Linked DNA regions of Homo sapiens: region 2 is linked to region 1. The links are chromatin contacts, found by Hi-C or POLR2A ChIA-PET in ENCODE. All regions are on one chromosome and are shown on one strand. The core of a region is the stretch at or near the end of the contact, and the rest is flanking DNA. Distances in the headings are between cores, read along the strand shown.

Region 1 (4,763 bases), core at 879-3,378:
AATGTCACCCAGAAAGAATATCTGCTGCTCAAGAAGTGTTTGCAGTCTTCCCTCCGGGTATTTACTGTGTAGAGCGCGTGCGCGCGCGCACACACACACACACACACACACACACACACACACACCCACTAGGGTACCTTGACTATTTCTCTAGGTGCCATCAGAACTGGTCCTCTACATGTTTTTAGATGTTTTACATAAAAGTGTCCATTTACAATGGAAACTTTTTCATTTCAAACCCCATTTTCCCTCCCTGGAATGAGTGGGGCACTCCTCTCCAAACACAGAGGACCAACAAGCCTGGGTGCCTCTACTACAGGGTTGTTTTGTACATAAAGCCCTTTGTAAGAAAGGACTCAAAAGTCCTAACCTGAGAAAAACACAGACCTCAGACATCATCAACAGACCTGGCAGGCATGACTTAGACCAACAGGAAAACCCAACACACCCCACATTTTCCTACAGACACGTCCACACAGTGGGGCAGGAGGAGCGTGTGAAGAGAAGGGATAGAAGAAAGGCAGAGAAGCAGCAGAATGCGTAACAATGATCATTCTCAACGTGCAGAAAATGTTCTTGACAAACAGAAGTGAGGAAAATGACACATAACATAAACCAGGCCAACCTTCATGCCTTAGGACCTACTGGGTACGTCTAGGGCAGATACTGGTAGATATGTAAACCAGCACTGGCTAGGTGACTTCTGCTCCTCCGAAAAGGTGTATTCTGGCCTTTACAACTCTCCAGGACACCTGAGGCCAGGCCTCCTGCCTCCCAGGTCTCCCATGGTGGCAATCTCTTCTACACTATTTCTCCTATGTGGGAATCTAAATGTCAAACTAATGGCACAAAACATACCAAATGCCTCCAGGTTAGGCCCACCTGGGGTCTCCAAAAATGAGGGAGAGGTCACCGCAGAACTGGTTTTCCACACTGCAGAGTCCTCAGTCCAGTCCCAATTGACCAAAGATCATTAGTTGCACAGCCGATAAGGAAGGCTGATGGCCTCCAAGGCCCGGCCCTGGACTGCTGAACCCCACGCGAGATTCCACAGAAGGGGACACCCGCCTAAACAGTCTCTCGACGGCACCAGCACCGGGTTCTGAAAACCGCAGGAGTTGTTTTGTTTTTTGTGGAATGTATACTGACGTACAGAAAGGGGAAATGACAGGATGTCTGGGGTTTGCTTTGAAATACTCCAGCAAAGGAGAAGGAAAAGAAAAAGAAAAAGAAAAGAATGGGACAGATGAGAGGCTGGTGGCATATCTTGATACCCGCCGAATCCGGGTGAAGATGAGAGGCTGGTGGCATATCTTGATACCCGCCGAATCCGGGTGAAGATGAGAGGCTGGTGGCGTATCTTGATACCCGCCGAATCTGGCTGATAGGTGTGTTGCTTCACTGCACTGTTCTCTCGATCTTTGTGCATGTTTGAAATTTTTTATAACACAGTTTTTTTTGTTTTTTAAGTGTGAGAGATGGTAAAGGTGGCCCAGGCCTGATGACAATGATTGATGATATTCCCATTGGGGAAAACTCCGTCCATTTCCCGAGGAGCAGAGCCTTTCCCTCTTCTGGAAAAGAAGTCACCCTTCCTCCCACACTTAAGCACCCCACAGCCCACAGTGAACTGTCTCCTCTGACCTCAACACTGCTTGCAGGGTAGCTCTTCAAAGACGGAAAGCATAGGTGAGTAAGCGATGTCGCCACGCCCACTGACAAACATACATACAAATGGATCAGTGCTGCTAGCAACAAATCCAACTCACTAAACCATTCTCATTGAAAGATCACAACAGCTATTGCCTGTTTGCCTCATTATTTAAAACCACATCATGGTATATGTGTGCTGTTGAGATAGATGAGTAACAGGAGAGGGGAGAAAAAGCACTCGGCACATTGCTGCCTTCCAGATGCATTGTGATAAACTCCATGGTTTCTGCCTGGCAACAATACTAATGGCAAGATACCCATTTCTTGTCCCAGACAGATGGATGTCTAAAAAGCATCTCATCTTTTAAACACAGAATTTTTTTACCCCTAAGCCAACATCCCAGCCCTCCCACAGAGCCCTGGCTGTTGCCAGCTCCCCGGCTGCTCCTGCGGGCCGACTGCAGCAAGGCGTATCCTCCTCCTGGAATCGGCTCGCCGCGGTTCCTTCCTGAGGGCTGGCGACCCAACGCAAAGCAGGAACGACAGACTCTGAAGTCCCCAGCTTGCAACTAGTACATGATCATCATTCTATCACTTTCAAATAAAAGAGCCTAATATTTTGAGCATAATGATTTTAAGGAGCTCAACAATTTCTTGGCATGCATTATTCATTTTGGGACACAACACTGTTATTTCACTGAGATTACTGTAAATCGCTACATGAAGAGCTGGCTTGCATGAACAATTAAATGATAGATATGATAAACTAGATTTATAAGCTTTATGTTCCCATAACATAAATTCCTTGAATGATTTAACTCAGCAGAGCTAGAAAATTCTTTCCAGACACCAGGTTCGTGGATCTCCAGCTCCCCCATCAGCATTTAATGAAAACTTACCTCAAAACCGAAAGGAAAAATATTTAATAAAAGGCTTAATATTACTACGGTAACCGCAGCAAGTTGTTTCAGAAATGAATAATAATAGCTCTGTTAGGTGCTTCATTAAAAATTTTCCAACCAAATACTGCCCTTAATCTTCTCCATGGAACAAAAGACTTATTCAGGATCCATGTAGAAGACTGAAAATAACGTCAGATACAACCTTGTGCCCAAGCACAGACGTCCTTACGTCTCAAGCACAGAGAAAGATGGAATCTAATCAGCTAAGAGGAGAGAAAGTTGGGTATTTATCCTAAAACAATTGATTAACAATCTCAATATCCCACTGTTACGTTCTTTCCTCCACGGATCAACAAAGACATTCCTCGTCTCACCAAAATGGCCTTCTCCTGGCACAGGCAACCGCCTGCAGATAATGCAGGAATCAAAGACTACAGTCACTGGACGCCAGGGTATGACCAAGAAACACCAGGGCCCACTGGACTCCAGGCACAGACAGGACTCCCTTCTCCAGAGAATTCCAGAGTTGGAGAAGTCCTAGAAACCAAATCTGACTATGGCACAGGACTTTTGAGACCACCCAGGCAATACTTGCTGGCATGAAGGAGGGCGCAGCATCTCCAACCCAACAGTCTCCTACCACTCTCCACTTAAGAGCCCAGTAGGACCCCTGGGCCTGGGATGACCCCGCTCAGACGTCCAGGCCAGCCTCACTGTGCTCAGACCGTCAACTGCTATGATGCCTGCAAGTGAGCAGGAGGGCTTCATTACAACTGGGTAAGTGACTGCTCCAGACCCCACGGGGGACCCAGATGGAAGCATCCAGCTCAGCCCAACCCTTCCCAGGAATCACTCGGCCCCACCTCTGCCTGGTTCACTCTGGCTGTGCTGTGCTCCTCTACCCACCCATAAGCTCTCCCCATCCTTATACCCAGTCTCCTGCAAACTCACTTCTGTCCCACCACGTCAAGCTGACGACTCAACCACACAGACATCTGGCACACACTCAGTCACTAGCTTTATGCTGGTGGCTACACTGCCTGGCACAGAGGAGGTGCTTAATGAATGCCCACAGGGGGTACAATCAGAGGGAGACAGGGCTGCCCAGATGCTTTATAACTAAATGCAACTAAGCTTATAAACTTCTCCAAAGAGGAGAGTAAGAAGAGAAGGAAGCAGCACGCAGTGGAATAGTTCACGGTCTACACAGCAGTTAACGGTGTACTCAGTGACTGCTGGACATGGGCACCGTGGCATGGCAAGACCACAGACGGGGATGCTTCTCAATGAGACTCCTACTTGGAATGCTTAGAACGGCTTGATAAGAATGTGCTTGGACCAGAGTGCCCACGCCCAGCATCTAGCATGCCTTACCCACATGTTTACACCCACAGGAAGGCTGGCTGGCCAGTCCAGCCCAAGCTTGTACTCCTTTGCAAATGACAGCCAAGAAGACAGAGACCGTGTGACCCTCAAGACCGAACAACCCCACAAACATCTATCTGCCTTGAGATGTCCTGACCCCATCCCAAATGCTTTCTGGCCCCAGCACAGCCAACGGCATCTGCCAGCATGATGAATGGAAGGCAGCTGTCCTTCCCGATGATGTGAGAACACAGGGTGCTGCCGGGTGCTACTCCCCAGGCTGTGTTTACGCTCACAGGTCAATCCGCTGTGAATGAGATGCAGTTTATTTTCATTAACAGAAAAGCTTGGCCTCCTTCACCCCAGGGAACTAGGATATCATACATCTCAGTTTACCCAGTTCACCGCTCACCTGCCCCTCTTAAACTGTTAAGAGTGCCCCGTTTACCCCCAAAACAGATGATAAACAATATGGCCCCTCTATTGAAAAACCCCAGAAGTCTACAGACGTCATCTACAGAACGCGTGATACCCACTCCCAGCCCCAACTTGCTGGATGGGTGTAAAGGCGTCACCCAAAATGTACTGGGGGCCACACTCTGTGCTCTTTTGGGCCCAGATAACAAAGGGGGCATGCTGAGGTGGCTTAATAACAGTGAATGATTCATATTTGGGACAGCTTCAGAATAAAGCCGAGTCTCAATCCCCTGGCATCCCAGGAGGAAGAGCTGCTGCAGCACCGGCCGGGCAGCCACTGTATACCCGTGGCTGTTTTATCTCTGCAGGGGAGTTATTATCATAAAAATCAATGACAACAACAACAGCTGACTTGACTGAGCGCTG
Region 2 (5,210 bases), core at 484-2,983, 89 kb before region 1:
CAGGGTAAATACTGCTCCTTGCCAGCCTGGTAAATACTCAAGAATAACTTTCTGCCCTACTGGGCTGTGTGTCCTCGCAGAGTGAGGCTCCCGTTCACACCTGATTCTTTTGTTCAGGGCTCCATTGCAGAGCCTGAGCGGTTAACTGACAGCCCTTGTCCAGAATCCGACAGAAAGATCCATAATTACCATGAGTCTGTCTCACGCTCCGCTTGTCAGGCTGTCCGCCAAAATTGTTTGGTAATGGAGATCATCAAAGGAGGATGGGAATGCCGGCCCTGGCCCCAGGCCCCAGCGGGCACAGTTCATTAAAGAGATGTGCTATGTACTGTTTGGGGCACTGCCTGTATATTCTGAGTTGCTTCTGGAGGAATCCTGAAAGCTCCCCAGCAGGGAGGCTGTGCGGGGAGCCACGAGGGCATGCAGAACCACGAGGAGCCTGGCCCCAGGACGAGGGCGTGCAGAACTGCGAGGAGCCTGGCCCCAGGAAGAGGGCGTGCAGAACCGCGAGGAGCCTGGCCCCAGGAGGACCCACCACACTGAGGCTCCCAGGCCTCACCCAATCACAGCGCAAAGGCAACAAGTCCCTACAGCCATCACAGGTGAGGGGACAACTCAAGGAAAGAACCATGAGTGTCAAGGTGACCAGCACATGCCCGGCACCCTCTGGCACCTAATAAATTCTCCACTAAGGTGGAACAGTGCTGAGGATGAGGCACTCAGAGCCTGGCATTAACTCAAAAGCTGATGAGGACAGAATAATCCAATGCTGACAGTGATCAAGTGACAGCAAACAGTTGCATAAGCACAGCGCTTCAGAGTTCAGAGGAGGGGCCAGGAGACAGCACAACAGCAAAGGCTACAGAGTCATGGGTTCAGAGTTCAGAGGAGGGGCCAGGAGACAGCGCGACAGCAAAGGCTACAGAGACACGGGGTCAGAGTTCAGAGGAGGGGCCAGGAGACAGCACAACAGCAAAGGCTACAGAGACATGGGTTCAGAGTTCAGAGGAGGGCCCAGGAGACAGCGCGACAGCAAAGGCTACAGAGACACGGGCATCTTTGAGGAAGAGAATGGGATAGAAGGACAGGGAGGAAGTCTAACTGGTTCCAGCCCACAGACGGCCCATAGCACAGCAGCAGAGCCGCCTGGGGAAGTGACCGCTGCAAGACTCCTAGACTCGGAAAGGAGGGGGGCGAGACGGAATCACAGGGAGAAATGTCACCCAAACTTCGAGCTTTGAATCCATTTAATGACTGGTCATTTTCCAAGAACTTTCTGAAGCTTCATGGTTTCTAACTGTATTTTCAAACTGCCCATACGGCCCTTGTGACAGGGGCTGCGGGGGAGTGGGGGTGCATCTGAATTCACTGTGCGAACTCAGTAACCCAGAGGCAACTTCAGGATTATAATTTTTTTGACTCACTTTTTAACAAGAATTCCCATTTTTTCTCATGTACTCCAGGATATCACTTAGAGTCCTGAATGTTCAACCAAAGTTTCTAATTTGCTGAAATACAGGGGCTTCGTCCCAGCCCTCTGAATGTGAGCTACAGGAGAGAAGGTGCTAATGTTGGACTCTACTCTGCTTGGCTGACATCAGAGGTAATATTACTTGTACCTTCTTAAGGCCACTTTCGAAACCTACTGATGCCTTCATTGCTTGGGGAGTCATATCAGTGACCAGCTGTGCCTGACACACAGATGACTCACCCTGAAAACCTGCATGATGAGACACTCAGAGGAAGCCCAGCACACCCAGGCCCCTATTGAACAGAAAATCAAGTTAACTGAAACCACCAAACCTCTAACCATGATATCAAACAGCTTTCTAAAGGAGACTCACCTCCCCTCCCCACCCTCTCCCTTCACCAGGCAAGCTGGCCTTGTGAAAACGCTGTGGCCACCACACGCTGATGGCCCCTGAGCCCAGGGAGGGCCCCTGGACAGGCGAAGGGTGGGCAGACCATATTTCACATGAGCTGCTCCCTCTCCAGCAGCGTAACACCAACACTCGAGGCAACGCTGAGCGGGGGCGGCACGCATTGCCCTGCACTGAACCAGAGAGGAGACAGACTTAGAGCAGACCCTTCCTGGAAGTGGGTGACGTGTCCCCGGGCTAGAGCATGGACGCGCCTCACCCTCAGGACTCCATCACTACTGCCAAGGGACTGCAATGGCAGAGTCCTTGCCGTCTTATGAAGTGAGTCCTAAAAAAGAAGAGTCTTCCCCAAGAGTAGTATAGACGATTTGGGGGATGGTGAGAGACTCCTGCTCTCTCTGGCAAGTGAAAGGAGCTGCAATTTGCTGACAGCCAACTGCACACTGGAGTCTTTAACTTTCCTAACAACCCTCCAAGATACTCACTACTCCCACTGGCCCGAGTTTACGGCACTGAGAAAGGGTGCGTGCCCACGCGTACCACACACCCCAGAGCACGAAGGCTGAGAATGTAACCGAGGTTTCCAGGACTCCAAAGCCCAGTGCCTTCTGCTACGCACTTGAGTGTCTCCACTTTTGATAAACACATAACTCTCATGTCCTTTTTCCCTGGTACTTAAAATTTCAAGGTAAAGTAGATTCCTTAGTTATCTGCAAAGAGAAAATTTAATTTTGATCATGAAAACTACAAATCCTTACTTGGATCATGAGAAATAAAAAGTCTGCAAACTCACCCATTCACTGGGTCAAAAAGCCTTGCCTGTGCCATTTTGTTTTTCCTTTCGAGAAGATAAAGATGGCAAGAAAAGCAAATAGAAAAAAGAAAATATTAAAAGGCACATATCAAATATAAACTCCCACACCCCACAAAGTGGGAGTCCAGCTTTCTCAAGTGTGAAAAGGCTAAACGCTGGAGACCACCTGGCCACACAGCCTCAACTCAGCCTGGCTCATCCCCACACCCCTGTCCCCACCTCTGCTTCCTCTCACACTAAAGCTGTGTTTCCCAAGACCAGAACCAAGCCACGTGTGGCTACTTAATTTGAAATAAATGAAAATGAAACAGAACTGAACCTTCAGTGGTGCTGGTCACATTTCCCGTGCTCAGGGGCCACGTGGCTGCAGTCAACACCCGCCCCGGGCAGTGCAGAGAGAGAACACACGCATCTGAGTGCAGAGGCTGCCGGCCAGTGCCACCCTGGCACAGGGGGCCAACCCCCCCCCAGTGGTCTCTCCCTGTCTCTGTCCTCAGAATTAAATAGCATCCCTGTGTGGAAGAGGCCAGAGAGGGCAGAGACTCAGGAGAGGAAGAAGAACTTCCTCTCACCCCATCAGAGACTGCCTCGTTTCCCTCCCACTGGGTTGGCCAAGAGAAAGCCCTGTCCAAGAGCAGAACTTTCACACACCTCAATTCATCTCCATGGCTTCGACTAATTCCAAGCCATGCTGAAAATCCTGGACCTGGAGAAACCTCTCCTTCTACTGAGGATCGGAAGACACTGCTTACCTAATGGGAAGGCCCACCTGAGGCCCAGGACCTGCACCTCACCTTGACTGTCCTCTGCCCTCTGCTCAGAGCACACGCTGTGGTTGTGATCATGATTAACTTTTGTTTATTTGGAGAAAGTGGTCCTGAGAAGAATGCCACCTGCTAGAACTGCTGATGGATCCTAACAGCTCAAAGATAGGAATGGAAGGCAGATGGGTGCTAGGCAGAAAATGTAAAATTTCCAGAGGGAGGAAATGCAAGTAGCAGAAGACAATGGCAGCCAGCAAGCTACCTGCTCCCAGCACTTCCTCCCAAATGATGCCAAAAAGCAAGGAGGAGGCCGGGCACAGTGGCTCACGCCTGTCATCCCAGCACTTTGGGAGGCCAAGGCAGGCGGATCACAAGGTCAGGAGTTCAAGACTAGCCTAACCAACATGGTGAAACCTCATCTCTACTAAAAATAAAAAAATTAGCCAGGCGTGGTGGCAGGTGCCTGTAATCCCAGCTAATCAGGAGGCTGAGGCAGGAGAATTGCTTGAACCTGGGAGGCAGAGGTTGCAGTGAGCCAAGATCACACCACTTCACTTCAGCCTGGGCAACAGGGCGAGACTCCATCTCAAAAAAAAAAAAAAAAAAAAAAGCAAGAAGGACAACGCACACTGCACTAAACCCTATCCTCAGAGAATGCCACACTGCCAGTGAGAAGGAGTCATCTCCACCGCGATCGCCCCTTGCCACCCACCCAAGGCTCCGTGATGGGTGGAAAACCATGGGGAGGAGAAGACACGGGGAGGGGGCCATGGGAAATGAAGTAAACTTCCTACTTCCTTTTATGAGGCAAGCATAACATTTATTCCTAAACCTGAGGAAAACGGTACTCCACCAAAAAACCCTACACACCACTGTCACTCGTGGATACAAATGCAAAAGCTGAAGGACAAATATTGCAAATATATGACCAAGAAAAAATCAACACCACATCTGAATTCTCAACAGGTCTTTCTCTGGCCTTTACTCTTTGAGGTGACAAGCTGGTGGAGAAACCATGAGTTCTGGGGCCGGGAGAACGGTCACAGCACGGCCTTGACGGGCAACCTGGGGGAGTCACAACAGTCATGTATGGTGGTGTCGCCAGAGGGCATTTAAGAATTCCAGGTGATCATGTAATGACCTGCTTAGCGCAGTGTCTGACACGGTGAACCCGCCACTAGTCACCATCGTCTTCACTGACAGAGTCTTGCTCTGACTAGCACAGGACTTACACTTTCTATAAACGCACAAATGGGGGCATGCATGAGCCAGGAAAGAAACCGCGTAACATCAGAATAAGGCATTCCTCGACAATGAATCAATCTGTGAGCAGAAATTTATTTTTCCCAGGTTGTGACACTGAATTGGAAATACAAAGAAAACAACAGATCACAGAATATACCACAAGGATCTCCTAACTAAATGCCATTAAGCTTTTAAAGTCCATTAACATTTCTAGGAACAAAATAAAAATTATGCATAACATGCAACAGCAGCCAGGAATGGAGAAAACTACACGAAAAATGAAGGTCCGTCAGATCAGTCTTGACCATGCTCCTCAGTATGGCTTTAAAGGGATTAAGAATCAGACCCAGGAAAGAGAGTCCATGAAATTTCTGAAACTTTAAGTGAGGTGTGGGGCCAGGCGTCTGTCTGGGGAGAAGAGGATCCACAGTCTTCAGGACATTCCCAAAGGTGCCGCCTCCCAACCACAAGAACTCCTAACACAAAGCAGGCACCCTCTGCTGGCTG

Evidence for each region. Hi-C counts contacts between places; a loop is a spot of excess contacts on that map. ChIA-PET counts read pairs that join two places held with the same protein, here RNA polymerase II (POLR2A). Pooled maps may share reads with other maps.
Region 2: a map of gastrocnemius medialis shows a loop between it and region 1 (3-fold over the local background). The contact joins two enhancer-like sites. A Hi-C loop is called at or near these places in 4 of 168 maps with a recorded cell type or tissue (endothelial cell of umbilical vein, gastrocnemius medialis, heart left ventricle and 1 more) and 4 of 50 pooled maps. POLR2A ChIA-PET finds 5 or more read pairs at or near these places in 1 of 52 experiments (WTC11).

Annotation. Positions count from the first base shown.
Region 1 is chr22:46,843,281-46,848,043 of GRCh38, reverse strand. All of the region lies in intron 4 of TBC1D22A (TBC1 domain family member 22A), which reads right to left. Among named protein-coding and RNA genes, the nearest start is that of TBC1D22A-AS1, 70 kb to the left of the region's middle. Within about 2 kb of position 2,128, at least 2 of the 41 ENCODE cell types and tissues checked have a DNase peak (open chromatin) inside an H3K27ac peak, as active enhancers do; they include endothelial cell of umbilical vein, where a contact is called at or near this core.
Region 2 is chr22:46,931,579-46,936,788 of GRCh38, reverse strand. The region is part of intron 8 of TBC1D22A (TBC1 domain family member 22A); the gene reads right to left. Among named protein-coding and RNA genes, the nearest start is that of TBC1D22A-AS1, 18 kb to the right of the region's middle. RefSeq lists enhancers at 369-934, 1,301-2,500, 3,034-3,203, 3,214-3,263. Within about 2 kb of position 1,733, at least 13 of the 41 ENCODE cell types and tissues checked have a DNase peak (open chromatin) inside an H3K27ac peak, as active enhancers do; they include endothelial cell of umbilical vein, where a contact is called at or near this core.